Regions from separate parts of the Mus musculus genome. Here region 2 is linked to region 1. The links are chromatin loops, found by intact Hi-C in ENCODE. Cell type or tissue: heart. All regions are shown on one strand. Links, peaks and the distances in the headings refer to the core of each region. The heading gives the core; the rest is flanking DNA.

Region 1 (15,972 bases), core at 4,691-12,690:
GCAGGGTGCCAAACTACCTCAGGGAAGCTTCTTTTTCAACCTCCACCTTCTGTTTGACGGCTGACTAGGGAGAGAAAGTCCAGAATGTCTGTCCAGTTCTCTGCCTCAGTACTTTCCAGTGTCTGGGTAAGATTATTGCCAGACATGAGAATACATTTAGCACTTTGGTCTTAGTACAGCTACAGTAGAGAGAAGGCTGACACTTAAGTAAAAGGAAATGAATGTTCACCCTGATAGCTAAAGAAACAAGTCTGTCCATCCCCCTCATTCGAGGGCCTTCTCTCTCCCCAGGCCTGGAGTCTTAACAAGTGTCTGGCGAGGCCATGGCCCCATGCTCCTTTACATATGTGGCAGAAAGGTGAAGGGTCTGGGTAGAGAGTACACGTGTTCTGTTTAAAGAAACATGATGAACATTAGCTCGTCTTACACATTGCTGTTTTCCCACTGCTCAAGCAGCCACTGAATAGTCTAGGAAGAGAAATACATTCATATAACCAGTTGGGGCTGGCTGGCTGAGGACTGGAGGCACGTGCTTAGGAAGAGAGCCCTGGGCCTCACTGCTCTACCAACCTCCAGCAGAGCATGCTCACACTCACTTTCTCCCAGGGTTTTCTGCAGGAGGTCATGCTTGGCTTGTAGCTTTGTGATGAGGTTCCTACCCTCCAAGTACTCCTTCATTTTCTGTAAGGGAAGAGGAGAAACAAGAGAACTTAGATTCCGGAAGAAACACAAGATATAAATGTCCAGCTGGAATATTACTTTTGAGAGGCCATTTGATTTCTCACTTTCTGACTCAAATTTCAGACAAGTCCATTAACATTAAGATTTAAAAAAATCTCTCTCTCTCTCTCTCTCTCCCCCCCCTCTCTCTCCCTCTCTCCCCCTCCCTCCCCATTGCTCTCCCTCTCTCTCTGTGATGATTTTCATGGTAGGTGCATATCCTATATAGGATTTTCCTATGAATTTCATGTTAGCCTGTATAAGAAAACTGTTCTCTAAGTAAAGTCCTCCATCTGTCTCCTTCAGTCCCAGTAATGAATGAGAGGGTAGGGAGCGTGGACGACCTTCCTGAGCATCAGTGTTGTTGGTGTGAAGACATGCACTTGCTGTCTGCCGCTTAGCTTGATATCCTGCTCGCCCCAGGGTGCATTTCATCACTCTAGCAGCTGTATCAGTGGTAAGCCTAACCTGCAGAGCCCCCTTGTATAAGCCAGACCCTAAGAAGCTGCACCTTCTATTCTAGGCTTCTTGAAAAGTTGGGAGTTTCGGGGTACTCAGTTGGAGCGGCTGACACCTTGCACATGTAACTACAGATGCCAAGCACAAGATAAGACGTGCCGCCACACTTGCAATAGCAGGTGCAATACGACTGCTGTTGTAATTTCCATTTTGACATCTCATCTGGCTTGTGAGTGACTATGCTTGACTGGATAATTCCTCAAATCTTCAAAACAACTACATAAATTACTAATATCATTACTTTACTTGAGTAATGAAAGAAGGTAGTGTGGTTTGAAGAGATTAATGAAATTGCTCAAAGGTCAAAAGAGACTGATGGAGTCACTATCTGTTGGGCGGCAGGTGTTCTCCACACCCCTACCCCCTTAAAACAACCCATTTCCCAGGGAAGCGCCATAAGAGAGGGAGTTAAAAACTCAAAAACAGGCCCAGGAAGTTTCTAAAACTGGCCAGATCCAGAAGGCCCTTTTCCCAAGAGTAAACAGTATAGACTACTGAGTCACTTCAGACAAGCCCAACTGCTACAAAGAAGCAGGGGACAGCCATGCAGCGTGAAAAGAACCAGAGACCAGCTGAGCTGCCTGAAAGAGGTTCAGACTAAGAAAGGATACTCTTCAACCCATTGAGCTGCCCACAGGCTATGCAGTGTTCCCCAGGTACCCAGCTTTTGAGAGCTTTTGGGATGGAGATGTCTTTGAGTCACTCCTGCTCTTATAGGCAAGTCCCCCAAACCTCACTGGTTCACAAGTAGGACATTGGTGGTATCCCTGTTATGGTCTGTCATAGTTCTCTATCTGGAGTAAGCAGTTGTGTGATGTGTCTTTCCAGGAATATCTTGACACATAATAGTATCCAAACATGCGGTTTGACAGAATGGTATGTGCTCTGAAGCATTATTATAAAATGTTCCATCTACTACATTCAAGAGCCAAAGAGAAGCAGAACAGACTTTCATAGTAGTCATTCTTTTTACATTAACAGCAACCCAGAAGGCTTTAGACTATGTTAGCACAGAGTCTCTCATCTGATTCTCATACTAATTCTACCCATATTTGAGGAAGATGCAGTAGTTCTTTATTGGAGACAAGACAATCCTACGAGAGGGAGAGCACCACTGCAGGCTAGTAGGTGGTAATGGAGGTGAGGGTCCTTTCTCTACCCTCCTCTACAGCCATGCTTGAGGATCTGAGTCTGCCTTGGCTATCTCCTGATGCACTGGTTCATATGATGGTGTTTAACTTAAAAGTGAATGGGAAGGTCTCTCAGAGCATGATCCATAAGTCATAGAAAGACAAGGCTTTGCTCCAATGAATAAACATTTTAATAATAATAGTTCTGTCTTTTATTGTACACTAACTAAAAAAAGAAAAAGAACTGTAACCAAGCCCTTGATTTTTATGACTATTACCATTTCATTAATGATAAATATAAAGTGAAAAGTTCTGAATTCTCTTACTCTACATCTTTTTGTGCAGTATGAGGTTTTAACTAAGAGCTTGCTCCCTTCTTTCCCATTTAAAATAAAGGGAAATTTGCTTTTCTGGGAGATGGCCTCAGAACCTCTTATGCTTGCCCATGTGGCCCCATGGGTAACTTATAAATCCCCATGGCACCATTTTCATATAGCTCAATCACAGAAGGGTTACCCCTCTGCTGTCTTCCTATCCAGAGACCATCTCATTGACTATTCTGATAATTCATGATGCTTAGTGCCAGATAGTAGAAACTTAATAAATGTGAAGAAAGAATAAATGGTGAACAATCTCATTCTCTTCTGTATAGACTGCTCCTTGCGATTATAAACCCAGCCTCTACTCTAAATAAAACAAACCAGAAACAAGTGCCATGCTAAGTCATTTCTGCTGCCTTATTTAAGGCCTGTTCTCAGATCCTTTATGCCTTTGCATGAGAACATCTGCATGAAAATAGGCTCTCTTGTCACCTTTCTCTTTCCATCTGTTCCAGCTGTCAGCTCACTTGCTGTCAGCCTTCCCTGGATGATATCCTAATCCCCATCCAATGCCTAGTTGCAGGTTTGGAATCATACTTAGGACCCAGAGTGGAAAAGCTTCTAGGAAATATCCATGTCCTGAAAGGCCTGTCTTTGGAAGATTATCCCAGAAGTCTCAAGGGTTTCCTAAAGAAGAAAATCCAAGAAGCTATAACCTCTAACTCAGACCAGAATGCTCAGTATACAGCCAAAATTCTGAAAGGGAATGGATTAAAAATTCCTTTACCTCACTCACGTTTCTATTCTCTACTCCCAACCCCAAGTTCATGTTCACAGCTCACTGGGTAACTTCAGCTGTCACTTGGTGAACCATGAAAACAAGTAACAATCTGATAAAGAAGTATGAAGTTACCTTTTCAGGTTCCATTAATCTAAAGGACCAAACTGCAGCAAGATATGCTCTGAATCCCTAATATAAGGGTAGGAAGAACAACTTCAGGTTTGGCATCTAGGTGAGAAGGCAAAAAGATCCCAGAGTCTGCAGACATACTATCCATCACTTCCTTATCTTACCCAGAAGTCAGGACAGACATGCTGGGGATAAATAATCCTGTCTTGATCAGGGGAGTGGAGGTTGAAGGGTTCAGTTGCTGCTGAACAGACAAGGAGCTTAGAGAGCTGAAGCTGGGGGGGGGGGGGGAATAAGTAGCCCTTTGGTGATTTAGCATAATATCAAGATTATATATAAAATCAGACCACACACACACACACACACACACACACACACTGTAATATACCAGACCACAGCTCTAAGTCTAGCAGCTTGCCTGATGGACAAAAGCCTGCCTTCTCTCCTATTGTCTTACCCAAATCTACCCCTAAGAATTCAGATAGTTTGACTTTGTTATTTTCAATCCCTTCCTCATTCTACTTCCCACTTGAGAGCTCCATACTTGGGGCTAGAGAGATGGCTCAGCAGTTAAGAGCACTTACTGCTCTTGCAGAAGACCTGGGCTCAGTTTCCAGCATGCACATGATGGCTCACAAGGTAAAGTTTTAGGGTTCCAGTGCTCTCTTCTGACCTTTAAAGCAATTGCATGCAGACAAAAACTCACACATAAACAAAAATAAATCTGAAAAAAAAGTTTTGTTTTAAGGTTTTTTGTTTTTGTTTTTTTAAAAGAACCCCATACTCCATTTTTTCAAAAAAATGTTTAGGAGACTCCAGCTTCCTAGGGCTTCGATGATTCTTGGCTAACCAGAGCAGAGAAATGGCTAAAAGGGGATGATGCGAATATACAATGGAATTCTGTCCAGCCATTGGAAAATGATTTCTGTGAGATATGGGACAACTCTTTTTAGACTAACATGAATAATATTCAGAATAAGTGATGACAGCCTAGTGGGGACAGTGAGAGTGGCATACTTGCTTGTCACACTTTATTTCTTATCATTTTGCTTTGTGGGGATGAAGAAGGAACTCACAATGTCACACAAGCTAGGCAGGCACTCTTAACTTCTGAGCTACATTCCCAGCCCCGTTTTTTACAATTCCAGTGTAATTGATTGTATTAAGGGCACTCGCTGATAGATCACCAATTGCCTATGCATAGAAAACCTCTGAAAGGACTAAATATACCAGTTTTAATCCATGGCTACAGGGAGGGAAAGTAGGTGTCAGGGGTAGGTAAGGCATGTGTACCTCCTTTTAGTTTCCTTTTGATACATTTTAGTCTTTTTAAAAGGGTGTAACAACAATGAAAAGAGGTAGACACTGGGGGATGATGTACTATATAAGTTGAGTGACAGCCAAAAAGACAAGGAGGTCAGAAAACAAGTCCCTTCTTATAATAAGGGAGGAGAGTTGCTGAGTCTTTCCTTTTAGCTCCTCAGCAGGGGACAGAGGGAAAGCCCGTGCCAGCAAGTGACTTGAGCTCTGGGTTCAGCTCTTGATGAAGGCCTTATTCAAGCTATCCATCCGCTGCACGTTTTTTTCCTTTTTCTTTTTCCCCAAAGCTTTCAAATGAGAAGGCTGGGTTAAATGATAATTAAAAGATGCTTCAAGTTTAAAATTCTATAATTTTCCACAGACTATTGCAAACAACTGATCTTTGTAAGACATACTTCAAATTTCTAATTGATGTCTCATGGACAGATTAATCTGATGACAGTAGCAAGCAGTCATAAAACTATCCAAAAGCCCACGTGGTCACTAGACATACTAGCTATGAGTCAAGCCATGATGAAGGATATCTTCACCACTTTCCAAGAGCAGGGAACTTCTAGCATATGCTGCTTTGATATTTTTTTCCTTCACTGTTTGACAAGCATAGGCAAGCCCTCTGTTTTAATATGGAGACCAGAATGTCCATTTCACTACTACTACCACCAAAAATGCCTTGCTACCAGGACATAAATTACGTGACACATATCATATCCATTCACAAAAAGTAATGAATTCTTGCAAATCTGTAACAAAGCCCAAACTCATTGCTGTTAGTTAAAGCAATGTGCCCAATTTTTGACAAGGAGCACCATGGCTAACAAATTCAGGAATGGGTTGTAGAACCCCAATGTATTGAGGTAAAAGGGGAACAGGTAGGTAGGATTTTAGAAGTCACAAGTTAGGGTAAAGTTATTTCTTTCTTAAAAATGATTTATTTTGAATTATGTGTCTATGTGTGGGCATGTGCATGTGAGTGCTGGTGCCCACAGAGGCCAGGAGAACTGGATCTCCTAGAGTTGGAGCTATAGGCAGTTATGAGCCTGCAGACATGCGTGTTGGGAGTCAAACTCACATCCTCTGCAAGAGTACTATATAAGCTCTTAAACGTGCTGAAGCATCTCAGCAGCCTTCTTGTTTTGGAACAAATGTCAACTTCTGAATATGTATGTTATAGATTTATTCAAAGAAGAAAATAATTCTGAGAAAGATTTGGTTAAGTATAGATTTTTCATATCCAAAATTTCTTGCCTTCTTCTCTTTTGTTGTTGAGTGTGTGTGCATGCATGCATATATGCCAGAGGTCTGTGTTAGTCACAGTATCTCCTTCAATTGCTTTCTAGTTTATTTTCTGAGGCAAGGACTCTCACTGAACCTGGAGCTTTCTAATCATTAGACTGGCTGGTTAGCAAGACCCAGGGATCTCCTTGTTTCTACTCCCCAGCTCTGAGATTACAAGTGTCTATGTTTCTTTTGCATGGGTTACTGGGATTCAAACTTAGGTCTTCGTGTTTGTGTGGCGTGCACTTTACTGACTAAGCCATCTCCCCAACCCTAAGCCCTAAAATTTCTTAACTTGAGGAATTCTCAAGTTTAAATTTAAAATACAAATATAAAATTTACATATGTAATATATATAAATCTAAAATTTTAAAAAATATATTTTAAAAATGGAATACAATAAGACTAGGTCACTGATATTTAATCAGCTCAGAAAGAGTTGCCAAAAATTTCTATTATTAGAAGATAATATAGTTTGGAAAGGAGGACAGTGATAGCCCCCATTGGAGTCAAGAAGCTACACATATTAAAATTAAAAGTCAGCTTGTGTAAAGCTTCCCCCAGCACCATTCGTCCTTGTTGCTGACGCACATCCACGCACTTACACACTGTACCTTTCTTATTTAGAAACACAGGAAGTCAGAATTAAAGCTCTCCCTGTATGCCTATGCCCTCATTCTCTCCTTTCTCCTCAACTTTAAGCAGTCCCAACTTGCAGCATAGAATCTGGCATACAGTAAATACACGATAAATGATTAGTGAATAACTTAATGGTTGATGCATGGATTAATAATGATGATGGTAAAATGAGTAGCAGTTACTGAGTGCCGTGAACTAGGCTATGTGTCACTCCATCCTCTGTATAGATTTGCACATGCTTAGAAGATGTAGTATAGACTGGAGACAGAGCTGTACTTCTTTCCCAGCACATAAAAGTTCTACCAAGAAACAAACAACTGCATCCCAAGCAATTTGAAAATATAATTAAATGACTTAAGTTTATAATGCAATATATACAACATCTCATTTTTGTAAATATAATTTTAAATACATGCCTCATATGAATTTATTTTCTTCTTTCTGCTTCTAAGTTTTACATAATGACCATGTTTTAAAATGTTTTTCTTTATATAACAAAAAATTTTGAGTTGTTTTAGAACAATATTCTTAAATCATATTCTTTTAAAAGTCTTCTTTGGGATTTAAAACTACAAAAACACCAAGGATTTGGAGTTTAACTAAGTGAAACAGATTTACAAAAACACCAATCAATCATGTTAGGGCTCTTAAAGAAAAAAGGAGAGTGCACAAAGAAAAAAATTAAACAAATTGTCCCAGCTGGAAGACAAATCTAATTTGCTCCATGCTGAGTGTGCTTCATGACTGGAAGACAATTGACGTCCTTTCATTTGCTCAGTGTGGATTGTCAATGGCCATGTGGTATCTTACAACTGAAAAGTCAGTTTTTCTTTTCTTGGTCATCATAAGATAAGGAAATAAATTTTGGTACAGGCAAAAGTCAGACTTGGCAAGTTCAAAACAATTTAATTATTAAACAAAAGATCAGCTAACAGCTTTTTAAAAACTATTAACTAGCTAGGCGTGGTGGCACACGCCTTTAATCCCAGCATTCGGGAGGCAGAAGCAGGTGGATTTCTGAGTTCAAAGCCAGCCTGGTCTACAGAGTGAGTTCCAGGACAGCCAGGGCTACACAGAGAAACCCTGTCTTGAAAAACCAAACCAAACCAAACAAACAAACACAAACAAACAAAAACTATTAACTTTTGTACACACAGACACACATAGATACACATCTACTCATCTAAAAGGAGATCTGAGAGAAATGAATAAAATATACTGCTCTAGAATTCTCTACAAACCCACCAAGTTGCTCATTTAAGTCTCTTTAACTTTCACCAATAATTAGAAAAAATAACTTCCTAATAATGGAACTTATATGATAATGTATTCAAATCACTTAGGAGAGACTTTAAATTTCTTAAAACAATATACATATTGGCAAAGATATTTGAATATAGTTCTCAAAAACCAATAAACTTAATTCCCTTGCCATGATCTCTTGTGAGTGAGAGGGCTTCTATACTAGCTGGTTAAAAGTTTCCCTGATTTTTTTCTAAGTGATTTCTTTAGGAGCATCCCTTTCTTTGAGGGCCCCAGAAGACACATAGAACTTGTAGATGTTTTTGCTTTAAGTGTCAAGGTGGTGTCCAAGTATGCCAGGCTCAAATCTTGTGCATTTAAAGCTTGCTTTTCAGACAGTTGGCAAAAACTCTTGATTCCAAAGCTCCTGTGGGCGTCAGTGTCTACTGATGTTCTTATAAGGCCAAAGAGTGCCCTTACCGTGAAATAAAACTGTTCCGTCTCTTGCTGGTTCGCTCTCCTCTTAGCAATGCTGGGCTTGCTCATGAATGTTTCAGAGACAGTTGATTTGACAGACTCCATGGAATTGCTATACTGGAAGCAGTCAGATACATCAAAATCCTCAACAGTCACAATGTCTTGAATGGTCTGCAGGGTGGCCTCCATTGTCTTTTTCACCTATAACCATAATGGCCAAAATAATCATGAGAAGCAGGCTTTAAAATGGCAGGTGATAGAGCAACTAGGAGGAGCTTGAGAGGAGGAATGTCTCTCTTCCCAAGAGAGGGGTAGGAAGGAAGGATGCCAGCAGATCACAGCTGCACTTCTCACTGAACAGTACTGAGTGATTGAGTGATGAACATCACAGGAACCCAGTTTCAGCTCACTGCTCTCTCCAGCAAACACCTAAACTCCACTCTTTCTCTGCTGTGTACCTTTTATGTAATGTTTACTTTCTTCAAAGAGACTTATCGTATGTGTAGATGTTTTGCCTGCATGTGAGTGTGTCATGTGATGCCTGGTTCCTGTGGAGGCCAGAAGAGGGGGTTGGAGTTGCTGGAATTAAAGGTAGGGATGGCTGTGAGCCACCATGCAGGTGCTGAAGCCAAGCCTGCGTCCTCTGCAAGAGCAACCAGTGTTTTTAACCTATTTCTTTATTATAATGAAAGTGCAAAGGGAAACAGAATAACATAATTGCAAAACAGTATTTCCAACATACTGGAGCTGATGAAAATATGTGATAGATCCTGTCCTTCAATGTTCCTGGCACTGTTTCGTGACCTTCAATCAATGAATGGGTTTGCTTTCCTATTTGCAAACTAAGTGACCCAACCCTACTTCTTAGTAAAATTAAGACTTACTAAAATACAAGAAAAAGCCATCTGAGCTCAATGGAAACCTGGATTACCTTTTTAAACTGGATTGTTTTTAAACTTTTAAAAATTGCCTTTTTAAACTGGATATTAAAAGAAAATATTCTGTGTTTAGAAAAAAAAAAGTCACCCTCCTGTAAGAGGAGAGAGATGTCTGAAGTGTCAAAGTCAAAAGGTTTCTTTTTGAAAATGCTGGAAAAAGCCAGTCATGAGTGGGTCATTTCAGAGACTTGATATTGTTCCCACAGTGGCCAAGTGCCACTTTGATTAAATGTGTAGTGGGGAGGGGCATTTTGTAAAAGCCTAAAATAGAGCACAACCTTTGGCAATGTACGAACAACTTCCTGAATTTCAAGGGCAGGATGTAGCAGCAGGGAAAGCGCTAGCCTCTATTTGGCCAGGAAATCTCTGCAATAGCCTGGACATTCTCTGCATGCTCCTTCTACTTGCCCCTGATGGACAGCCATAAGTAGTTCAACAAGGAAACAGTGGCTCCGAGCTTCCTAGGAAGGAAACACACCTCTTCATTCTCAATCTTCAAAGTGGATAAGCGAGACTGCAGCTGTTGGCATCTCTGCACCAGCTCACTCTGGACAGGCTGCTGGGCACAGAGTTGAGAGGCCTGTCAGAAAAAGCAACAGAAGGTCAGGAAGAGGACATATATCTTTTGAGGACTCCAGAGTTCTCACTACTGCTCAAAACAATTTACATTGTATTGCATCCCAACTACTGGAAGGCTTGCAGTTTCTATGAGCAAAAAAAAAAAAAAAAAAAGTATGCATGTGAACTTCTAGACCAAAGGATATGTGAAAGGGGAGGAGAATCTATTTGGAAAGACTGTTTCTCTCTTTGTAACTCAAAGGCAGGCAGGTGGTTGGCAGGGTAGGTCTAGCAGCAGCTGCTGATTCAGGGAATTCTGAGGAGGCTAGACAAGAGTGTTTCAAGAAGCCCTTGGTTCAGAAACCCAACACTTTGGCACAGTGAAGTTCCTGCCAAAGGTCCAAGTGGTCACCTCTCTGGCTCTTCCCTCCTCCCACTTCATACACTAGAGTTAAAAAGCAGGAGAGAAGTGGGCCAAGAAGCTAACTTGCTGCTGCTGGCAGCATGTATGTTTATAAATCTGGGTCATGCACGAGAGCTTTGAGCCAATGGGAAAGAGTTTATGTGAATTTGGGAGCAAGTTCATAAGCTCAAGTTAGAGAGCCCCAGAGGGCATGAGATCTGACAGGAGGAACTTGATATCTTTAAATAGCCATCATTGTATCCCACTAGGTGTGAGATCCCCTGTACCCCCATCCCCAATTAACCAACTCTATCTTCTGTGAAGGAACAGCTGACGTAGAGTCTATAGATAAAGGTGAGGCTATGGTATGAGGTAATCCGATCTCCTGGATGACGGATGACAGGCAGAAGGCTAGGAAGTGAAGGATAGGACCCATGTGGAGGAAGTGCCTGTCACTTTATTATCAAGTGTCCTTTAGCTCTTACCAGAAGAGACATATGGATAGAATTTGGCTCTGTTATCCTCAGCAAAGACTGAGTATATTCATATATTTGTAAACCACTCTCTTACTCAAAAAAAAATAAAACTTCTCTTTAAATGGAGGAGACTGGAAATTGACCTTTTTCCCCTTTGGTATTTAAGATTCCAACTGATTTGATCTCTTCTTCATCTGAGAGGCTTGTTCAAGATTTGGAGCTGATTTCACTATGGCTTTTAGAAGTAGACATAATGGAGAAAGCTTGTTGGCCAGATGGGTTACTGCCAAGAATGAAATTTCTGTTTCTGGCCCTGATGTCACCAGTTGTGCATCCAGTGCCCTCAAACCTCTGGGTGCACCAAGAGTTGAAACAGGCACCAAGTCCTAGTGCATCCAAGAGCAGCTGCCATCTGCCATATCTGCAGTCCGAGAACACCAGTGTAGCTAATTCCAGAGCTTCCATTAAAATGCTACCTGAACTTTGGCCCCATTTAAAGGACTTCCAGGCAGCTCCTTTCTTCTGCCTACAAATATCCCACAATGAGGCAGAATGCCTGTTAGCAGGATGCAAGAATAACTTGACATCTCATCTCTAAGCCAGAATGGGAAATTCTGGCCCCTTTTCTGGCCAAGCCATGAATCAGCTGTATCACATACTGGGCAAAAGAATGAACTATTATTTTTTAAAGTCACCCTGGCCTAGAATGGAAGAATTAGAGAAAAAAAAATGTCTCCAATCCTGTTTCTTTAAGGAGCAGCAAAGCTGCTGATGCATGCTTTGTCAGTGATCTCTAGCCAGGATGCAAGGTAATGCACTCCATCTGTGCTTTAGAGTATGGAAATGTGGTTCTGACTGGGCAAGGAGGGGGACTGAGTACCCATCATTTGGATTCCCATTTATGGAGACATGCTGTTTGGCTCAGAAGAGAACTCAGATAACACCAGAAAATCAACCAATCCACTCAGATAGTCCCAAGTTCCATTTATTCAGAGGAAGGAATCTCAATGGCAGCTGGAGAATGGGTTTAGAAGACAACTATAAACAGAAATCAAAGCAGGTGAGGAATGGGGCTTCCTGGAGGTTGGTGATGCCCCCTCCTAACTGTAACACGATGCTGTCTTAGTTTTCCATCGGTCTAGATGCTGACATCTACTCAGCCACAGCAATGGAAACAAACTGTAATGGGTTAGGTTTTCCCCAAGAAGAAGAGGAGAGAAACCACTTCATATTTTATATATAAAACAGAGAAGTACCACTCCACTGTGGTCAGTCTATGACAGTAAACTGTCTGATTAGCATACTATTGATTATCAGGCTAGAGCAAGGTTTCTAAAGAGTCTAGATTCTAATCCAGGCAAGCACTACTCCTGGCAAGAGTACCTTGCAGATTTGTGGTGTCCTCTCATCTACTCCTTGTGGTCTCACTAACTACTGTGGGGAGCTGAGGTAGCTTTTGAGAGAGTCTAAAAGAGTGGATGAAGTCCTGAATGAATGTGTATTGTTGACAAGGGCATGGTCATGTCAAGGACCAATGCCATACTCTCCATCCAAGCTAGCAGAACCTACCCGACCCCAGCTTTTCTGTACATGTGCCTGCTTTTCTTCATTCCCTGGTCACCCCAGTCAGGTCTCTAGGACACAGCTACTTGGGACAGGGTGGAATATTCTCTGGGAGAACCATCCACCCTACAGCTCAGGACAGCTGGATTAGATGGAACATGAACCTAGGCTCAAGGATAAGCATATCAGTTAAAATCAAAGAGATATACTACAGGGTCTGAAAGAATAGAACAGTTTATCTGACAGGAAACACCCTCTCCTTCAGATGTAATAAAACTATATACAACTCTAGTGTGGGGTATTGGGCTACACACAGACAGTCTGGTTTCCAGTCGAGTTGAGGTCTGAACCCTAGGACCAGGTGGTGATAATTCACCTACATGGGACGGAAGGAGTTCTCTCATATCTCCTGGACTCAAGGCTCCTGTCGAAGTTACCATCCCCTCAGACCCCACAGAAGAAGCATGGTTAGTAGTCTCATAGGCAATGTCTCAGTCCCAAGCTTCTGACCTTCAGGCTAAACTCCTCCCCAGTTACCTAGCAACAGTAAAGATAACAGCATACCATAAGAGGGGCTGTTTGGCCCCTCCTCACTCTCTTGCTTTCTTGCTCTTACTCCCCTTACTCTTACTCTCTCCTTGTCCTCTCCTCTCCTCTCCTTTCCTCTCACTCTCTTCTTCTTCCTCTCTAGCCTTTCTTCTCTCTCTCATTTTCCCCCTTCTCTCCTCTTGGCCATGGCTGGTCTCTCTCTCTCTCTCTCTCTCTCTCTCTCTCTCTCTCTCTCTCTCTCTCTCTCTTTTACCTTCTCTCCTTTCTCCCTGCCTTTCTACAATAAAACTCTAAAACCACCGGACTGTCTCTGTTCATCAAGGCCTGCTGCGCTTACTCTCACCTGTGTGGGAACCTCTCTCCCTCTACCCTCTCCCTCACCCCCTCCCCTTGTTCATCCCCAGTCCAGTGGGGCCAGTGGGTTAGATGCCCACCCGGGGCCAAGTGGAAAGCATCTGGCAGCCCTCCCACGTCTGCCTGTCCAGAGCATAGGAGGAACTATGGCCAGACGTGGGCTATCCTCCCTCCCTCCTCTTTCCTCACACCCCCTTTTAGTTCCCACACTCTAGTACATTCAAGTCCCTTTGGGGGAAATGTACAATATAGGGAATGGCCTTACCATATCTCCCATGTGGGGCTGGAATTCAAATTTCATAGGGGGGCAAAAAACATTGTTGTACATCTCCATGAGCCGTTGCTTGTCACTGGTGGCATCTAGGTTTTCTACTGCATTTTCAATAGCATCCAGACCTTCATGTTTTGACTGTTCCAGATTTAATTCAGCAGATAGGAAAGTGCGTAGAGCCCGGTTCAGGCTAGCATGGTAGCCTAGGTCACAACATTGCTGTGGGAAGGAGAAGGCACATAAGCACACCACAGACATCTCAAGGTCTGACAAGAAGGGAAGTGGTCTTGGGGTAGATCTGACCATATCAAGGTGACTGACTGTAACAGGAAGGAAGCTGAGATTACAATGTCAAAACCTGGGTAAGATTCCTTAGTTCTTGCTCCCTAGTTCACTGGTTAGCACACCATGCAGGGCACTAAGGTGGTTAGACAGAAGAAGATTCATAAAAAACAATGATAAGAGTTAACCAAATGATGTTTCATAAAAATGAGAATGTCCACAAGTTAGAGAATTCCGTTCTGTTTTCTGGTTTGTCTGGGGAATGCCATAACAACAAAATTCAACAACAATAATAATACTGCCTGCTATGATTCTCTGAGGGTTCCTGTGGTTAGAAGTCACTACATAGCAAGCTTTCCAGGCCAATGGAGCAGCCAGGAGTCAAAAATCTGGAGTGCTGTACCAGCAGTAAATTCACATATACTCAACTCTAGGTAGGTGGGAGAAGGAGAGAACAGAAGGTTGGTTGAGTCATGACATTAACTTTCAGTGATCTGGGACAAGCCTGAGCTGAAGAAAGCTAAACCACAAAGTCCTAAATATAAGTGTAACTGGGAAGATTCTTATCATGCTTTTGATTTTCAACAACAAAAATGAAAAGAAGAAAATGAAAGAGGCAATTGTAGGGGTTGGGGAATGTAGGTCAACTGGAAAGGGGTGTGTCTAGCATGCATGGAGACTTAGGTTTGATTCCCCCAGCACTGTGTAAACGGACTGTGGGGAAGCAGACTGGTAATCTCAGGCACTCAGGAGGGAAAATTAAGAGGATCAGAAGTTCAAGGTCAACCTCAGCTGCATAATCAATTCAAAGCCAGCCTCTGTTTTTAAACAAACAAACAAACAAACAAACAAACAAACAAACAAACAACAAAAACCAGGGCTAGAGGAGTAGCTCAATTAGTAAAGTCCTTGTGGTGCAAATATAAGGAATTACGATTGATCACAAGCCTATGGGTCAGGTGTCTGTAATCCTAGCACTGAAGAGGTCGAGAAAGGGGCTTGATGGTTAGCTGGCTAAGATAAACTTTTGAGAATCCTGTCTGAAAAAACAAGTTCAGGGCTTGAGAGATTGCTGTGGTTAAGAGTTCTTATTCCCCTTGCAAAAGACCTGCGTTTGGCTCCTTGCACCCATGCCTGAAGCTCATAACCGCTCGTAACTCCAGATCCAGGAAATCTAACACTCTCTTCTGGACTTGCATGGGCACCTGTACTCTTGTGCATATTCATTTTACACACACACACACACACACACACACACACACACACACACACACACACACAAACAAACAAAACAAAACAAAATAGTAGAGGCAGAATCAAGCAACCCTGGAAAAGCTACTCCTATCCCATCCTCACACCTGTGTCCTCAACAGTTCAGTGAACAAATGTGACCAGTCCAGTGGTTGTCAAGCTGTAGCTCACAGCTCTAAGTTCAATGTTAGCGCCCAGGTTATCCCTCAGAAGGGGATAGGCGGTGACCCAGTTAGGAGGTCTTGGAGCCTTTTTATATTTACCTCAACGAAAACAACTCTGCTCATTTTTCCATTCAATAAACTGGGCTTCTATGTGTGATGTGGTTTGAAGAATAAGTTCTTAAGAAAAAGTCTAGGAAAAACCCCTTTGGATTAAATGTAATCCCCAGCGCTCTTTTCAGCAAAGGCATTCTGTAATACTATGACAATATTCCCTACCCCTCCAATAAAGACCCCGAGATCCAAATTCCATGGCCATCAATTATCACCTCTATTATTTACACAGCTTTGATGTCCAGAGCCTGAGAGGAAATGTCAGAGAAAAATCTCTGGATAGAGTAAGGCCATCTGCCTGATTGTAATTTCACTGCATAAATAAGCATCAAATTAATTTCCTCAGCCTTTCCCTCTCATCATGATCACTTCAGGAACAGCCTCTATTGGGGAAGAAAAAACCATGTGACAGGCCGCCTCCTTCCAGGCATCTGACACAAAGCTTGCAATGGAGTGCACATTGAGCTGAGCTCTGGATTCAGTGCCAACAGACTCTGGCA
Region 2 (15,972 bases), core at 2,743-10,742, 87 kb after region 1:
AAAAAAGGTGAGAAATCACTGCTTCTACAAAATCCCACCTGGAAAACATAAACAGAATTAGAGGAATTGGGAAAATGATTTTTTGGTGATCATCCTCCAAATATTAGTAGTCTGGAGTACCAAAACTACTAGTATTTATACACAGATGAAAAGTATGTCTCCACATGCCTTTCAATTATAAAGCACAGACAGAGTAGCTTTACGAATTATATCAAAAACAGAGAAACCTGAAAGATACCACTTTAACGGACAAGTAACAGAGTACATCACCAGCAAGTGACATGGCACACTGAGAAAACCATGACAGCAACCTCTATGGTGTACTCCTACCAACATGTGTTACCTGAATCAAATCACAGATGGGATCATCAGAAGATCAGAAATAGAATATTAAGGGTGGTGGTAATGCTTGCCTTTAGTCTGAGCACTCAGGAGGCAGAGGTACTGGCAGAGAGGCAGGTGAATCTCAGAGTTTGATGCCAGCCTGATCCAGGGCAGCCATCATCATACAGAGAAACCCTGTTTCAAAACAACAGCAACAACAACAAAAACAAACAAAAATAATTCATTCTAGAAATAGCAAATTAAGTAGTAATTTTTGGGTCAAATGTTCAAAAAAAGAGTCAGTGTAATAAAATACAGAGGCTCAAGATCTATTCTACATTAAAAGACATTCAGAGACAAGCCAACTTAAGATCTACACAATTTGAACTTTCCTTTTCAAATAATTGGTAAAATCTGGATGGCCACTGATTAGGTATTATCATGGTGATCTTCATGATCTGATTTTGACAAGTACACTGTGATCATGTTAGAAAACAATGACCTTTTTAACAGACACCCACTGAAGTATGTAGGGATAAAAGAGTACCATGTCTGCAAACTTACTCTGAAGCGTCTCAGGAACACAAACACTGAAAATTGCACATGAAAAGTAAGAGGAGTATATTAAACAAATGTGTGCTATATTAATCTTACTTTCAATATGGGTAAACTGGTATATGATATTTTTGAATTATTCTTACATTTTTTATAATTATAAAATATGTCAAAATAAAAAAATGATCAAGGATTCCATTCTGGCAGAAAGTGAAGCCATTGTCCTCACCTCTCCTTTGGCAGTAAGTATGTTACTTTGCTTTTTCATATAAGCCTATCTCCCCCACAGCACTATGAGCCTCCTGCAAAAAGGGGAGGTCAGTCCTCTCTATGACTCTAAAGCCTGGGCAGAACCTGTGCAAAATTATTCACTTTTGATGATGAAATGAAGCCAAGTGTTTATTCGAGTGTCTAAAAGCATCCCTCAACAGTTCGGGTTCCTCATCTTGAACTCCATGCCTTATCAGAACACAAAACTGTATACACACATACTTACACTATTTCATATTAATCAGAAACTGTATACACACATACTTACACTATTTCATATTAATCAGTAACCTCCACTAGTTAAAGTGTCAGCTTAATCTTCTGGTTATATTTCATTCCTAGCAGATCCCTAGCAAGTAGTAAGTGTTCATTAATGTTTGCTTAAAAAATTAAGCCAACTAGGAAATACTATTTATTTCCTAAACTTCTGGACAAAACAGCCAGTGACCTGCTTTCCAGAATTATTAACAATGTAAGAGTATTGTTAATAGTCCCCAAACAACAAATGGTTTTAACCAAAGATTATAAAAACAGTTGTTTCTGGCTAACTAGAGTGGCACAAACATTTGTCCAAACCTGATATATTGTCTTTTCTTCATTTGATTAAAGGTGAGAACCTTTCTAAGCATATTTTAAGTTTGTATTACACTACAGACATAGATTTTCCTGACTGCATTGTGAAGTATAAAGTTTCTAAGCATTCATTTTGCTTAGTACCATGTACTTGGAGTTTGGGTGATAGGGATAAAGAAGAGCCAGCCCTCAGGTTTGGAAATGAGGCAGAACACCTGCTTAGCTGTGTGCAGATGTGTGGCTGTAGGTTACAGCCCTAGTGCCACAAAAAGGAAGGGAGGACAAAGATAGAGGGGCAGAACTGAAATTGCTGTTAAGTCTCACTATCTATAACTGAAGGTGATTAATGATGTAATGGGAATCTCGCAAAAGCAGCACCAAGAAAGTGCAAAAAATAAGCTCAGAATCCAAGAAAAGTGTCATGTGGTGGTGCATGCCTGCAATCCCAGTACTCAAGCGGCTGAGGGAGGACCATGGGTTCAAAAGTGAGATGCTGACCTCAAAAAAAAAAAAAAAAAAAAAAAAAAAAAAGCCCAGAAAAGCCCATAACCCAGAAATCTCTACACTGAAAGATCCAAACGCCTTTGAAGGTACTAATGAAAGTCTATGCTGTGCAGCTGTCAGAAAATGTTGTAGTAGGAAGGGCACACATTTCTATCCATACAAGGAAGGGGCTAACAAAGTCACATGTGTACAAATGAGCAAGCTTGAAGGGGAGGAAGGCAGGAAATCAATACGCCTTTGAAGCTCAGCCTTTCCTAACTATGCCTGCTTCCCTGGGTACCTCGCTCTCTATTCAGAGTCCATTCAATAGTGCTTTATGTTCCAAGGAAATCTGTCAGAGGCATTTCCACCTGTACATTGCAAAATCAGTCCCTTACAACTTCCTCCTTTTGCTGAATCCCCAAGACGCTGCCTATAAATTCAAAGAATTTCAAGCATCAACAGAAACCTCAACCTCCACCCCTAGAACTTAGTTAGGAACATCTGTTGTTTACAAAGGTTCAGACTGAGAGCTGCCAGACTTGTTCTACAACCTCTACTTTGACACCAGAGGCTGCCAGGGAGGGATGTCTGAATTTCATGCAAGGATGCCCTGTTCCAATCGCTTAAGCACAACTAGGTTAATACAGCCCAGCACCCTGCCACTGAACACAATCCTAGTTTGTTTGCTTCATTCTGATCCTGAGTCCTTAACCATGTGCCAAAAATGTTAAGATGCAAACCTGTTCATTGATCCTTTCAGAACGTCAGACCCAAGGGGCAGAGGGTCAGTTAAGTAGAAGAAACAGAAGCTAACAGAATAAAATTATCTTGTTGCAATGAAAAATCCGAACTCTTTTTTTTTCTCAACCTCCTTAAATCTTTCATTAATACTGAGCCATTCCCTCATGATTCTGTATCTCCTCACAGTATGATACTTCATCACAGCACAGGACATAGATATTAAAGTCTTTACTTCAGTTAACATGGGACCAAATTTAATTGAGAACATAATTGTGTTATCTTCTACCTTTCTGTGACTGAACCAAGCACGAGTCCTTTCCTGAATATTCCACTTTTCCTCCCTTCTCAGGAACTATTGGTACCTGCTTTAAATAGGATTCTATTTTTAGATTCATGTGCCTGTGTGGATATGTGCTATTATTCTCTTATAGCCTGTCTGGCTTTCCCCAATCAACAATAAAATAAATAAATAAATAAAGTCTGTATAGCAGAAGCTGTCTTTTCTTCTTATCTTGGTAGCCTTCCCACCTCACAATCAGCTCCCAATCCCAAAGCATGGCTTTTGTCTTTAAAAGAGAACTGGGTCAAAGACAATGCATCTAATTGGCTGTGAGGCTGTGAGTTCTTAAGAATTAAAAGATCCAGAGATGGAGCTACATACTGCTCCCTAGGTTTATTGAAATACTTATAGGAGGAGAGACGACTGTAATTTCCCTGACCCCCTGTACTGCTGTCAAAGGGCATGCTACTGCCTGGGGAATTAAAAGCTTGAAGTGTGGTCTGCTGACCCTTTAGTGTCAGATCCTAGGAAGCATAGGAAGCTCTTGGAAGTCCAGCATCCTCCCAAATGCTCATAAAAGCATGTTTCGCTGTTGACCTGCCCTCTATCATTCTCTGTCCCAGGAGGATGAAATAACACCATTTAAGTACAAGTGTGGAAGCTTCCTGAGATCTGGAAACCAGTAACCATATTCTGCTTCCAGCATAGCTAATTCATTATGGCCAGTGGCCTGCTGGTCTCCATGGAAAGCACTGCAGGAGGCAGAACAGAACAGATCATCTACCTAGTCAGGTCTCACTGCTCTTTGCAGAAAACCCAACAGTTTATTGCTACACTCTTCTGTGATAGTGGTAATTCTATCAGCTAATTTCTACTGAATATCTACTTAGTGCAGATGCTAGCCTAGTACTTCCCATACTATATCCAATCATAAGAACAACTTTTCAAGGTATTAGTCCACACTTCAGAGATGTGGAAACTGAGGCTAAAAGGGATTTAATGACTAGTTCAAAATCACATTGCTATAAGCAGTAGAGATCAAGTTTAGACTCAAATTTACCTGGTTCAAAGCTCAGGGGGCTTTTTTTTTTGTTTTGTTTTTCTACTAAATTGCAAAGCTTCCTGAAAAGCTTGCACCAAAATTGTTTTTCAGTTCCAAACAGTGGTCAACCAACCTGTCTTGCCTACACTCAAGTTATCTTCTGATGACTCCCATTCTCCTCTGTCCTTGTGTAAGGAGCCTTCCCAACACCTTTCATTTTTCATTAGTTCTTTGGGAGTTCCATATGAGCTTCATACACCTTTCAACTCTTCCCAGATCTATTCTATTCCTGTTCTTATCCACCCAACTTGGCATCATTAAAAAAAAAAAAAATCAAGACAATTTGTGCTGTGCTGCCCAAATATTCTTGGATGTAGTAGTCCTCACTAGAGTATGGTTAATTTAATAGGAGCTACACTCAGAGAACACTGTCTCTCCCTCTCCCAGCAGCTAACAACTGCCAATAGCTTCATGGCAAAGGGAGGGATTTTGTGTCCAACTCCCATCTCCATGTTGGGGTTTGGTCTAATTTGGTCTGCACAGGTCTTGTGTATATTGTCACAACTACAGTGAGTTCAGATGTGCAGCTGCCCTGTGTCTAGGAGATGCTGTTTTCTTGTAGTCATCCACTGGCTCTCACATTCTCTCCACTCCTCTTCTGCAGTGCTCCCTGAGCTTCAGAAGGAGGGAGTGCAGAATATATGCTTCACTTAGGACTGAGCACTCTGCAGTCTCTTCTTCTCTTGCCAGATGTTAACACCATCTTTTAAAAAGGACCAACCGTCACCTAAAGTTCTATATGGAATGGGCTAGTGGAAAACATACCAAGGAATTTCCTGTTAATTTCTCAATAAAAAAGTAACTTGAGCCACAGGGAAGGGAAGCCAACCCATGCTTAACACCAGATGCTGCTACATCTGGGCAAAACTTTCCTGGGGGGAAACAAACAATTGCCAAATATGTCCAAGATGAGTGAATGATGTGCAAGTCCCAGGAAGTCAGGAAGTGCTCCTTCTAGCAACTTTATCTTTCCTACTGCTGCCCTCTTAGGTGGTCCCATACTCAAGGAGAATCGGTTTTCTCTGGTTCTCCACTTTTCTCTCACTTGCAACCAGAGCTGTAATGTTCTCTATGGTCAGCAGACTCTGCTTTTCAACCCAATGTCATCTTGTGAGGGTGGCAAATAGCTTTGAACTTGATTTTGAAGGAAGATTCCACTAGCAGAAAAAAGGGAAGTACCTGCAGCAACCTGCACATACATAGGCTAGGCCTAAGACCAAGAACATGGACTCTACAAGAATTTTAATTGTGTACTTATTCTTTTACTGAAGGGAGTACTGAGAGTTGAATATCTAAAAAATTCTATTACTTTATATTTTTTGTGTGTTTGAGTACTTTGCCTACATGTATATATTATGTGTGTGCCTGATGCCCTAGAGGTCAATAGAGGGCATCAGATCCTATGGAACAGGAATCACAGAGGTGGTGAGCTATCATATGGGTGGTAGGAACTGAAGCTGGGACCTCTGGAAGAACAACCAGTGCTCTAGCCTCTACTAGTTCATGAGATCCCAAGGCCAGGCTCTCCTGCGACCTTCCCAAGAGTAACAACTCACAGAAATCAGGTAGGCAGAGTTACTTTGCCTGTGCCCAACCTTCATGTACTGCTAACTTAATGTTACCAAAAATAAAATATTTTTTTATTTTTTATGGTTTTTTTTTGAGGGGGGTAGTCCTAAGTTAAGGTCCCTTTAATTTCTTTGGACATCCTTCTCTAAGAGTCTAGAATATAATTTTAAAACGTCCAACAAATATTTATTAAGGAGAAGGAAAAGATAAGAAAATATTGACAACAGGCTACAAAATAGCATAAGGTCTGTGTAAGAAGCACAGCAGGATAGCCAAGCATGGTGTTTCTCTAAAGCTCCACATGGGGTAGGGGTGGGGGAGAGAAACTACTTCAAATTAAAACAAAGACATTAGTTATTAAAAGCAGGAGATCAAAACCAAATGAGCTGAAAAGTAATTTACAGCAAGCTTGTTGAAAGAAAAGAAGAAAAGAAAAGCCAGCACATTATTAATTAGAATCCTTCAGAATCCTGTGGGGCAATATTAACACAAATTCCACTTAAAGAGACAATCAAAGGCTCAACAACAAATAGGAATACATTTATGCTCTTCAAAGAGCCAAAGAAAATGCCAAAACATCTTCCATAAGAAGGCTTCCTACTGTCACATAAGATTTTATCTCCACTTTTAATCAAACAAGGCTGTAACAATCAGTGGACAGGGAGGCCACATTACTTAGCAGAAGGTAGAATGGAATAATCAGTATAGTTGTCTACAGCTTCTTTCACTGTCTGGGGCAGAGGGATGGGACCATCAGGTCAGATTTTACATGAGTCATGCTGTAAGGGCTGTAATGAGGCTATCTTCACTGAGCCATGTGGGGAAGGACAAAAGGTGAACATGGACAAAGAGCAGAAAGCACAGTCACAGGGTGACAGCGTAATGACTTCCAGAGGAAACATTTTTTTCCAAAAGAAAATGAAAATACGGAGTTCAGCAACATTTGCCCCTAAACGCAGCTACTTAAAACTATAACAAAAATAACCATCCTAACCCAGGATGAATGGCTGAGATGGAGCCAGAGTAAGAGACTGGCCTGGAAAAGGGTGGGATGAATCCATGTGTACTGTCTTCAGCTCTGGCCAACCTGCTCCATCCGAAGTTGAATAAACTCCACATCCCAGAGCGGGATCTATCTGAGCTGCTGCTGGCAGCTGTTCTCCTGGCAGCACAGGCAGACAAATTCATGGCATTACTGGGCCAACAGCTGCTACAGCTCTGGGGGAAGTGACAAGTGCCTGCTGAGAATGAGCTATTCTGGGACCAGTCATAGAGTCAGCAAAATTGAGGCTACAGTTTGCTGGCTGAATGAAGATACAGTATACTTCCTACTCCAAAGTTTAGAAAACCAAAAAGTGCTTTCTCTGCCCCAGCTTGTTTGACTCAGGTGATTCTTGCCTTTACATTCAGCTCAATCTTTCTATTCCCAAGGGCATGACTTTCATTTGGCTCATATTACTACTGTCACCAATGGACTACCCTATATCCCTTCTATGTCCTTTCATCTAGGTTCTTTGTTTCTTTCCTTTTAAAGTGATTTATTTATTTTTATTTTCTCTGCATTGCTGTTTTTGCCTGCATGTTTGTGTGTGGTGTGTGTATGAGGGTGTCAAATCCCTTGGATAGGGTGTTATAGACAGTTGTGAGCTGCCATGTGGGTGCTGGGAATTGAATCTGGGTCCTCTGAAAAAGCAGCCAGCGCCCATAACCACTGAGACATCTCCCCAGCCATAATCATCTAGGTCCTTGCTAAAGCATGGACATAATTCAGTTCCTTGCTCAGAAATTGTCAGTGGTTCCTCTATACTTACAAAACAAAGCCCTAACTCTATAGGCTAGTATTTACAAACCTCTATAATCTGGCTTACCTTTTCCAGATTTACTCAATATTATAGTTCATATAGTTCAGAAAAGCAAATAAGTTATCCATCAGCCATGGTTTTCTTACCTCAGGGCTGATGGTAACACTATTCTCTATCTAAAATGCTTCATTCTCCAATTTCTTCCATTGTGTCAATTATATTAAATATTTAGGAAAGATACACAGCCTTGGCAGTCTTACTTTTCCATTCCTAACCACTGAACTTCTGAAAGTCTCTTTTCCTTGGCCTCAACCAGAACAAATTACTCTTTTATGTGTACTATGTATGATGGGGGGCATTGTTCTTTCACACACTTGTCCTTCCACACACCATGAAACTTAGGCAATGTTATAAACACTGTCCCTCAATGTGACAGACATTTTCCCCTTCTATAGTGATAGAAACTCCTCTTTCTAGGTCACCCAAATTAATAAATATATTGTCTACCCTGCCCCCCCCAACAGTGTAGATAACCATGTGACTGTAGTGTTTGGCTGGATGAGTTAAGGCATGTATGTGCTGCTTCCAGACTATACCTTTAAAGAATAAAGACATGTTTCCCTCTTGCCCTGTTGCTTTTCCCAATGGGGGAAATTTGACATCGTGACAATGAGCTACTTTGGGATATATAGCAATAAACGACACTCTAGGGGTGAGATAAGGAGCCTGACGCTGTCCTGACTGGTTAAAAGAATGTTATGTATAGAAAAATCTGCACCTGTCTTGCATAAGCTAACACTACATAAAGTCTACTATAGCAGCCACATCTATCTTAACCAAACTAGTCATGGCTAAAATGTCTTTTCTGCATCAAAAGAAAGAAAGAAAAAAGTAGGCAAACAAGCAAGCAAGAACAGATCAGAAATGAGAAGGCCATTATTTTTTTTTCATGCTACCTACAAACTGGCAGCACAGTTGCAGGAGCACAGCTGTCTGCAGCAATGCCTGTAGTACACAAACATCTGAGCACACAGAAATGAGGGGGAGATGGGAAAATGAAGATTCCATCCGCAATGTTAAAGTGAGAAGTAGAGGCCCCATCAGCACATTAGTGAGACAAGACAGAAGTTAGCCACTTCTGTGGATTCTTCAGATGCTCACTGGGGTTAGCATCTTATTCTTATTAAGTGCATTTGTCCATACAACTCAGCCAACACCTCTTCTAGTACACTATACCAAGTAAGTGTGCTATTATGTGACCATTTTTGACCTATAAAACCCAGCAATTCAGATGTTCCATTCTGAGAGAAGAAAGCTTTTTGTCTTCAAGCTTTTTTAAAAAAGGATTTATTTCATGTGTGTGTGTGTGTGTGTGTGTGTGTGTGTGTGTGTGTGTGTGTGTGTTGTAATTGAGTACAGTGCTCATAGAGGCCAGAAAAGGGCAACAGATTTCTAGATTGCCTGATAGGGGTCTAAGAACCCAATTTGGATCCTCTCAAGAGCAGCAAGTACTCTTAACCACTAAGCCATCCCCTGCTCTGCTTCTCTCAGAATGCCTTGAGCCCAAGATTATTAGTAAGAAACTGCTGAAATTGACTCAATCAACCACTCCTTCAAACATTTCTAACTCCCTGAGACACCTCCCTCCTGCCTGGGAGGAGGAACTAACTTTCTTACTCATTTCTTTTAGGCACTTTCCTTTCTCCTACCAAAAATGTTTACTGCCTACCAGCATTGGGACGTCTCCTAAACCTTAGGTTTTTATTTAGCTCTTGGTTCTTCTTCTCTCGTCTACATTTACAATATCGTTTACACTACAGATTTCAATAGATATTCCCACTCAAAACCACTTGGCTTGGCAGTACCACATCTCAACTTGGGAACATAAAATCCTTACAATGCCTCAAACTCAACATGCTCAAAGAGAGAGTCACTATTTAAAACACCCATTTCCTCAATGCCTGCATGTTTATAAAAGACACCACAATTATTCTGCTATCCAAGTTAGAGACATCAGATTACTTCTGACCAGTAAGATTCTTTTTATCTAATCAGTTATCAATCTTGTTTAATTTCTCAAATAACTTCTGAATAGTGCAATCATATAAGGCTAAAATATCCACCAAAGGGTCTCTGTTAAAGGCTTGTTTACTGCTGTGGTACTACTAGACAGTAGCGGATTCTTTAGGAGGTAGGACCCAGGAAAAGGAAGTTGCTATACTGGGAGATTGTCCGTGATGGACTGCTAGCCCCATCCTTTCTCTGCTTCTTGACCATCACAAAGGAACATACCTCCCCCACATGCTCTTGTCACATGCCACCACCAACCCCACAAAATAGGATCAAACAACTATGGACTAAGAACCACTGGAACCATGAGGCAAGAAAACTTTTCTCCTCATAGTTTATTTGTCTTAGTTATCTGGTCACAGTAACTGGAAGCTGACTAACACAAACACACGCCTATTGCTCTGTTTTAGATGCTATCCAATTTTACATGCACTACCCCCCAAATTTAATATCCTTCTCTTGGATTTAAATACACGCATACACAGACACAGAAAGATACAAACACACATACAAAGACACACACACACAAATACACACACAAAGATCCCCCCACATACACAGACACAGACATACACACACACACACACAGATACTCACACACACAAATACACACACAGATCCCCCCACATACACACATACACACACACACACACACACATGTACACACACAGATACACACACACACACACACAGACCCCCCCCCCACATACACAGACATACACACACAGACCCCCCACATACACAGACATACACACACAGATACACACAGAGACCCCCCCCAATACACAGACACAGACATACACACACACACAGAGATAAACACACACAGACCCCATACACACACAGACACACACCCACACATAGTTTTGCCCATACTTTTCCTTGGGTCTGTCTCTCAACATAATATCCTCAAAGGTTCATTACCACAGAGCATGTCAAATGTGAAATTCTATGCTTGCTATCAAAGCATTATCCTTTGGGACCCATTCTACTTACTTAACCTTGTTTTTCACGGCTTTTGAAAATATCTCTTTTCTTCTATCTCTATTAAAGCCCCCTTTTCTCTATAGTTTATAGTTCTTTCCCCTGTTAACCAAGTATTCCAAAGCTTATCTTATTCCCAGAGGAACCAGCACAGAACACAGTATCTAGATGGAATTAAAAGGGGGGCTAACAACTGCATTATTACTCTGAATAAGATAAGACAGGAATAAGCTGGAATGCATCAAGCATAAAGTAATGGTCAAAGGAATAGAAATGGCCCCCTTGAAGTCCTTGCACCACTTTCATTACACATTCACAGCACTCACCTCAACGTCAAATTACCTGATTGTAATTTGTTTACTCCCCACCTCCTCATCCTAATTAAAGTGCCATGTGGAAAGGAAATGCTTGCTCTCTGCCATATTTTAAAGCACTAGGAAGGAGTTCAAGGGATGTGCAATAAGGTATTATTTGCATGAATGTGTAAGAAATCTTCCCTTTGGGGATAGCTAGGAAGAGGAAGGGAACTGGTAGGAGTGGCAGGTAACAGAAGAGGGTAGTATGGTAGTATGGTAGTGGTAGGAGTAAATATAACTGAAATACAGTATATACATGCATATACATCATAATGAAACCTACTATTAGCCATATATATGTACAGATGGTAATAAAACACACACACACACACACACACACACACTCACACACATACACACACACACGCACACCCCTCTTCGACCAGTGGCTGACATACAGGAAAGGTATAAAACTCATTAGCTTGGCTCCCCCATGTATTTTAATCTGCTTTAGACAAACAACTGCCACTTAAGAGTAATGTGGAAAAGGAAGAATTCTTGAAGACTTTCAACAACTTTAGAATCAACCTGGATCTAAGTGGTACCCTCTTCTTCCTTGTACCCCAGACCTCACTCTCGAAGTTTCTAAAAGCAATTTTTATGAAGTCCCTACTTAAATTGCTGGTCCTTGGTGCTTCGTGTCTTGGCTAGAAAGCGCTCGGCTAGCTTCTCCAGGTTTCGAGAGTAGTCCATTTCAATCTCAGCCTTCTTGCGGAAGAAGTCCTGCAGGTCCTGCAACAGCTGCACCCGGAGCTCACATTGCTGATCTAGGCATTTCATCTGCTCTGTGAGCTGAGCCCTAATCTCTGCAAGAAAACAGAAGAATGTGGTCAGACAGACAGCTCTAAATATGCACTGTACACACAGATACTTACCTGCCTTCCATTCACTTGTTCCCTATACCCTGGGGTATCAAAGCCCTTAATAAATAGCCTGTGAAACTGGCCCTATTTTATGAGGTACCTCTAAAAATCTCTAACACCTCTTTTTGGACCACCGAAAACTATTTGTAACCAAGAGTCTGTTCAATTAGGTAGACTAAGTTGCATAAGAGACAAAGTAATAGTCAGTGTTAAATATTTACAAAGCAATTTACTCGAGCTAATCCCATCCAGAATTTGGGTTCTTTTCTGGCCAGGAACCCAAATGAGAAATCAGATGAATCATGTTAACCCCATTTTAAAAACTAAATACTGAGTCTTTTTTTTTTTTTTTTTTTTTTTGGTTTTTCGAGACAGAGTTTCTCTGTGTAGCCCTGGCTGTCCTGGAACTCACTCTGTGAGTGCTGGGATTAAAGGCGTGCGCCACCATGCCCAGCTGAATACTGAGTCTTAAAGAGACAAACTGTTAAATCCCAGTAAGCTGGGATTCAAATCTAAGCAAATGACTAGCTTTATTTTTTACGCTTTTCCTCATCATTTCAAAATATTTTTCAGCAACTATGAAGCAGGGTAAGGGACATTATATTTTCATGGAGGTAGAAAGAAGCCTTTCTAAGGTCAAATAGCAGCAACCAAGAACAAAATATTCACCATGACTTCTAGAAAATCACATTTGAGGTCAATTGGTTTCATAGTTTCCGATATCACAGAATGTGAATCTTCAAGAACCTATCTTTAAGTCGGGCGTGGTGGCACATGCCTTTAATCCCAGCACTTAGGAGGCAGAGGCAGGCGGATTTCTGAGTTCGAGGCCAGCCTGGTCTACAAAGTGAGTTCCAGGACAGCCAGGACTATACAGAGAAACCCTGTCTCAAAAAACAAAAAAACAAAACAAACAAACAAACAAAACAAAAAAAGTAAAAAATGAGCCTATTTTTAGAGGTGAAGGAGCAGCAAAAACTAGTGATGATGATGATGATGAAGATAAAGATGATGATAAGCTGCCTTAGATCTTTTCACCTATTTCTCATTTGTTCCACCCTTACCTGCCTCATAGTCTCTTTGTCAGAGGTAGAACTATGTCCAGTTACACTCCTGCTTGGCAGAATTCTACCCAGTTCCTGCACAGGGCTAGCAAAGCTATCACTGTGGAACCACAGCAATGGCAGCTTCAGATGCAACTGGATCTGCCTTGAATACAATACTACATGTTTTACTGATAAGAGACTTGGCAGTCATGGCACACAGCCTGCCAACACTGGGCAGCTTCATTGCCCAGAGTAGGCACACAGTGCATGTCCAGCTTAGTTTACATCCAGTCCCCATTAGCATCAAAATAGAGCAATTATTTTCATCCCCTTTCTCTGCCAGCACACTCACCTCCAAGCAAGCCTCCAATGGAGGTTGAAAGGAAGGATCTATATTATGACACATGCTTTAATTCATTTCCCATAGCACTGGCAGATGGGGAAAGAGAAGTATGAAGTTTTTATCTAAGCCCTAGATGAAATTTTAGTATAAGGGCCATGACGCTGAAATCTTTGTAACCTCCTTTCTTAAAGCAGCGAGGATTGACAAAGGTGCACTGGGTTTTGCCTTAGAATACTTAAAATCCAAAATCTATCCCGACCTTCTTTATTATAAAGCTTCTGTTTCTGTAGGTATCAGTGTACGACAGACACGGCCAGCTCTTTGCAAGTGACCCTAGGTAATCTCCAAAAGCAATCTTCTTCCTCATCTCTTTCCCCTGCCAACCGCGAATGCTGGCCAGCCCTCAAGTAACCCAACCTGAACTGAAACTAAGCACTGCAGGATTGTCTTGAGCAAGCAGAATGCTTCACAGAAAAGCTGCCTACATCATCACTCATCAAAGCTCTCTTGTTCTGTGTATTCTAGAGTCTGATTACAACGGGGTATAGGAGATTGTGTGTGTTTGTGTGTGCACGCGCACGCGTGTGCATGTGCAAGAGATCTACGGAGGTCATGTCAGGAATATGGTTCCTGTGGCATTTTTGGGTTTCTTATGGGTAAAAACCCTTGTTATGATCACTTCCAGAAGCATCTGCCCCCTTTGTACATATATTAATGAAAAGCTAGCAGTAATTGCCAATAGGTAGGAAAATTGAGGGTAGAGAGCATGTGTGGGTCAACAATACTACTTAAAACTTGTCCATTAAATAAGAATCATCTCTTAGAGTAAAACAGCTTTTCAGGAACAAAGACACAAAGGGAAATGGAAGTATACTGAGGCTATCAAGACCCTGTGAGCCATCTATGACTCCCTTAAGACTACATTTCAATAACCTCTCAGCCAGGAATGCAGAAACATTCTAGACTGTTGTGGGAACTATAGACAATGTCCCATGATACTAATGTAATTCAAGAAGTAGGCTGCTCTGAAATTGTACTATCCATAAGATAAATACATCACAGGGGCCACCTGTGAGCTTTATCAATGTGTCTTAGAAGTTCGCCAGCATGAGATTCCTTGCTGAATTGTCAATGAGTAATCAGTGTAGCATGAGCTGTATCTCATCCTTACACCTCCTTCTTTTTTTTTTTTTAAAGATTTATTTATTATTATATGTAAGTACACTGTAGCTGTCTTCAGACATACCAGAAGAGGGAGTCAGATCTTGTTACGGATGGTTGTAAGCCACCATGTGGTTGCCGGGATTTGAACTCTGGACCTTCGGAAGAGCAGTCGGGTGCTCTTACCCACTGAGCCATCTCACCAGCCCTACACCTCCTTCTTGAGCCTTACAGAAAGGGTCTGTATTTACTAAACACATTACATAAAGGGTGTGGACACTACAGCTCATTTAATTATTTCCATTACTAGCTTCTAACATATTTCAGATTAGAAAAACTCAAAGTTACTAGTTTCTAAGGTATTTCAGATGAGAAAAACTGAAGGTTTATTAAATAATATATGAAGAGCCATACAAACAGTACTATCAGGGCTTATGGTGGCGAATGCTTGATGGACGCATAACCCAGATGAAGTTAAGTTAGGTTGGGAGATTCCTTGACTAAGCGAGCCACCATTCCACAGGCTAAGGTCTTGAACAAAATAAAACGAGGAAGCAACCCAAAATTCACTGTTCTCTTTCTTCTGCCTGCAGATACAATGTGAGCAGCTGCTTCCAGCTCCTGCTGCCTTGAGCCAAAAGAACCCCATCTTTCTTTAAATTGCTTTTATCAAAATATTTGGTCACAGCATCAGGAAAAGTAACTAAGACACCGCTGAAGCTAACTTGACCTTTATCTGACTTGTTAAAGAAGTGAGAAGCAGACACTTCATTGACAGTATTTCTGGGTGAATAGTTTTTTAATTTTTTTGGAATCTCAACTTCATCTTCCTGCTGAGTAAGATTCAGGGCCCCAAGATCGAGCTTAGGCTGGGTCACTGATTTATAAGCCATCACATATTTTGAGTAATCCACAAACAGACTGGATCTCTTCTCTATCTCCTAGATCTGTGCTCCATGGCAACTTCAGAGAAAGTCCTTCCCTTCCCTTGTGAGCACATCCTGAAGTGAAGGGGAGAAGTGATATCCCTTTCCCAACCCAGCGGAGACTACTAATAGACACCACCTGTCACTGGTCAGTGATATAGTACCTCTCCCCTACAACATGCCTAGAAGGAAGTCTCTCCCTTGTTATCATCCTCAGAACATTGAAGAAGGCAGTAAGAAAGATTCTGGCCCCCGCTACCCTGGGGTCCAGTCTTCCAAGACAGAATGTACTGCTGCTGTTGTTACAACAAACAGTGGTCCTCAATAAGGCAGCTGTGCCAGCCTCTGTCCATGCACATAAGGGGAAAGAAACAATAGGGCACTGATTGTCAGCACACTTGGGCCATGTGCCCAGGCCGGAGACCCCTCCATACTCTGGATGACCATAAGGGCAGAAAGAAAAAGGGGCAATTTATAAAAGCACAAGGAATTTCTCAAAGTTCCCTGTGTGCTCAAGTGCT

Evidence for each region. Peaks named below come from ENCODE experiments on the same cell type or tissue, not always from the same donor. Only the 100,000 strongest peaks of a DNase experiment are listed, where the experiment ranks them.
Region 2: it touches region 1 in a loop (2.0-fold over the local background); 4 of 42 quality-filtered maps call a loop at or near these places.

What each region holds. Positions count from the first base shown.
Region 1 is chr1:131,335,794-131,351,765 of GRCm38, forward strand. Srgap2 (SLIT-ROBO Rho GTPase activating protein 2) reads right to left here. Exons shown (of 23, transcript NM_001081011.2): 8 at 13,659-13,883; 9 at 9,969-10,070; 10 at 8,556-8,753; 11 at 597-681. All of the region lies in intron 1 of Gm51644 (a long non-coding RNA gene), which reads left to right. Among named protein-coding and RNA genes, the nearest start is that of Ikbke, 64 kb to the left of the region's middle. In heart, for the core only: a CTCF peak has its summit at 9,116 (motif pointing right); DNase peaks (open chromatin) are centred at 9,868 and 11,298; H3K27ac peaks cover 385 bases.
Region 2 is chr1:131,424,950-131,440,921 of GRCm38, forward strand. Srgap2 (SLIT-ROBO Rho GTPase activating protein 2) reads right to left here. Exons shown (of 23, transcript NM_001081011.2): 3 at 11,726-11,918. Among named protein-coding and RNA genes, the nearest start is that of Srgap2, 94 kb to the right of the region's middle. In heart, for the core only: no CTCF peak of the experiment used is centred there; a DNase peak (open chromatin) is centred at 7,092; H3K4me3 peaks cover 446 bases; H3K27ac peaks cover 1,490 bases.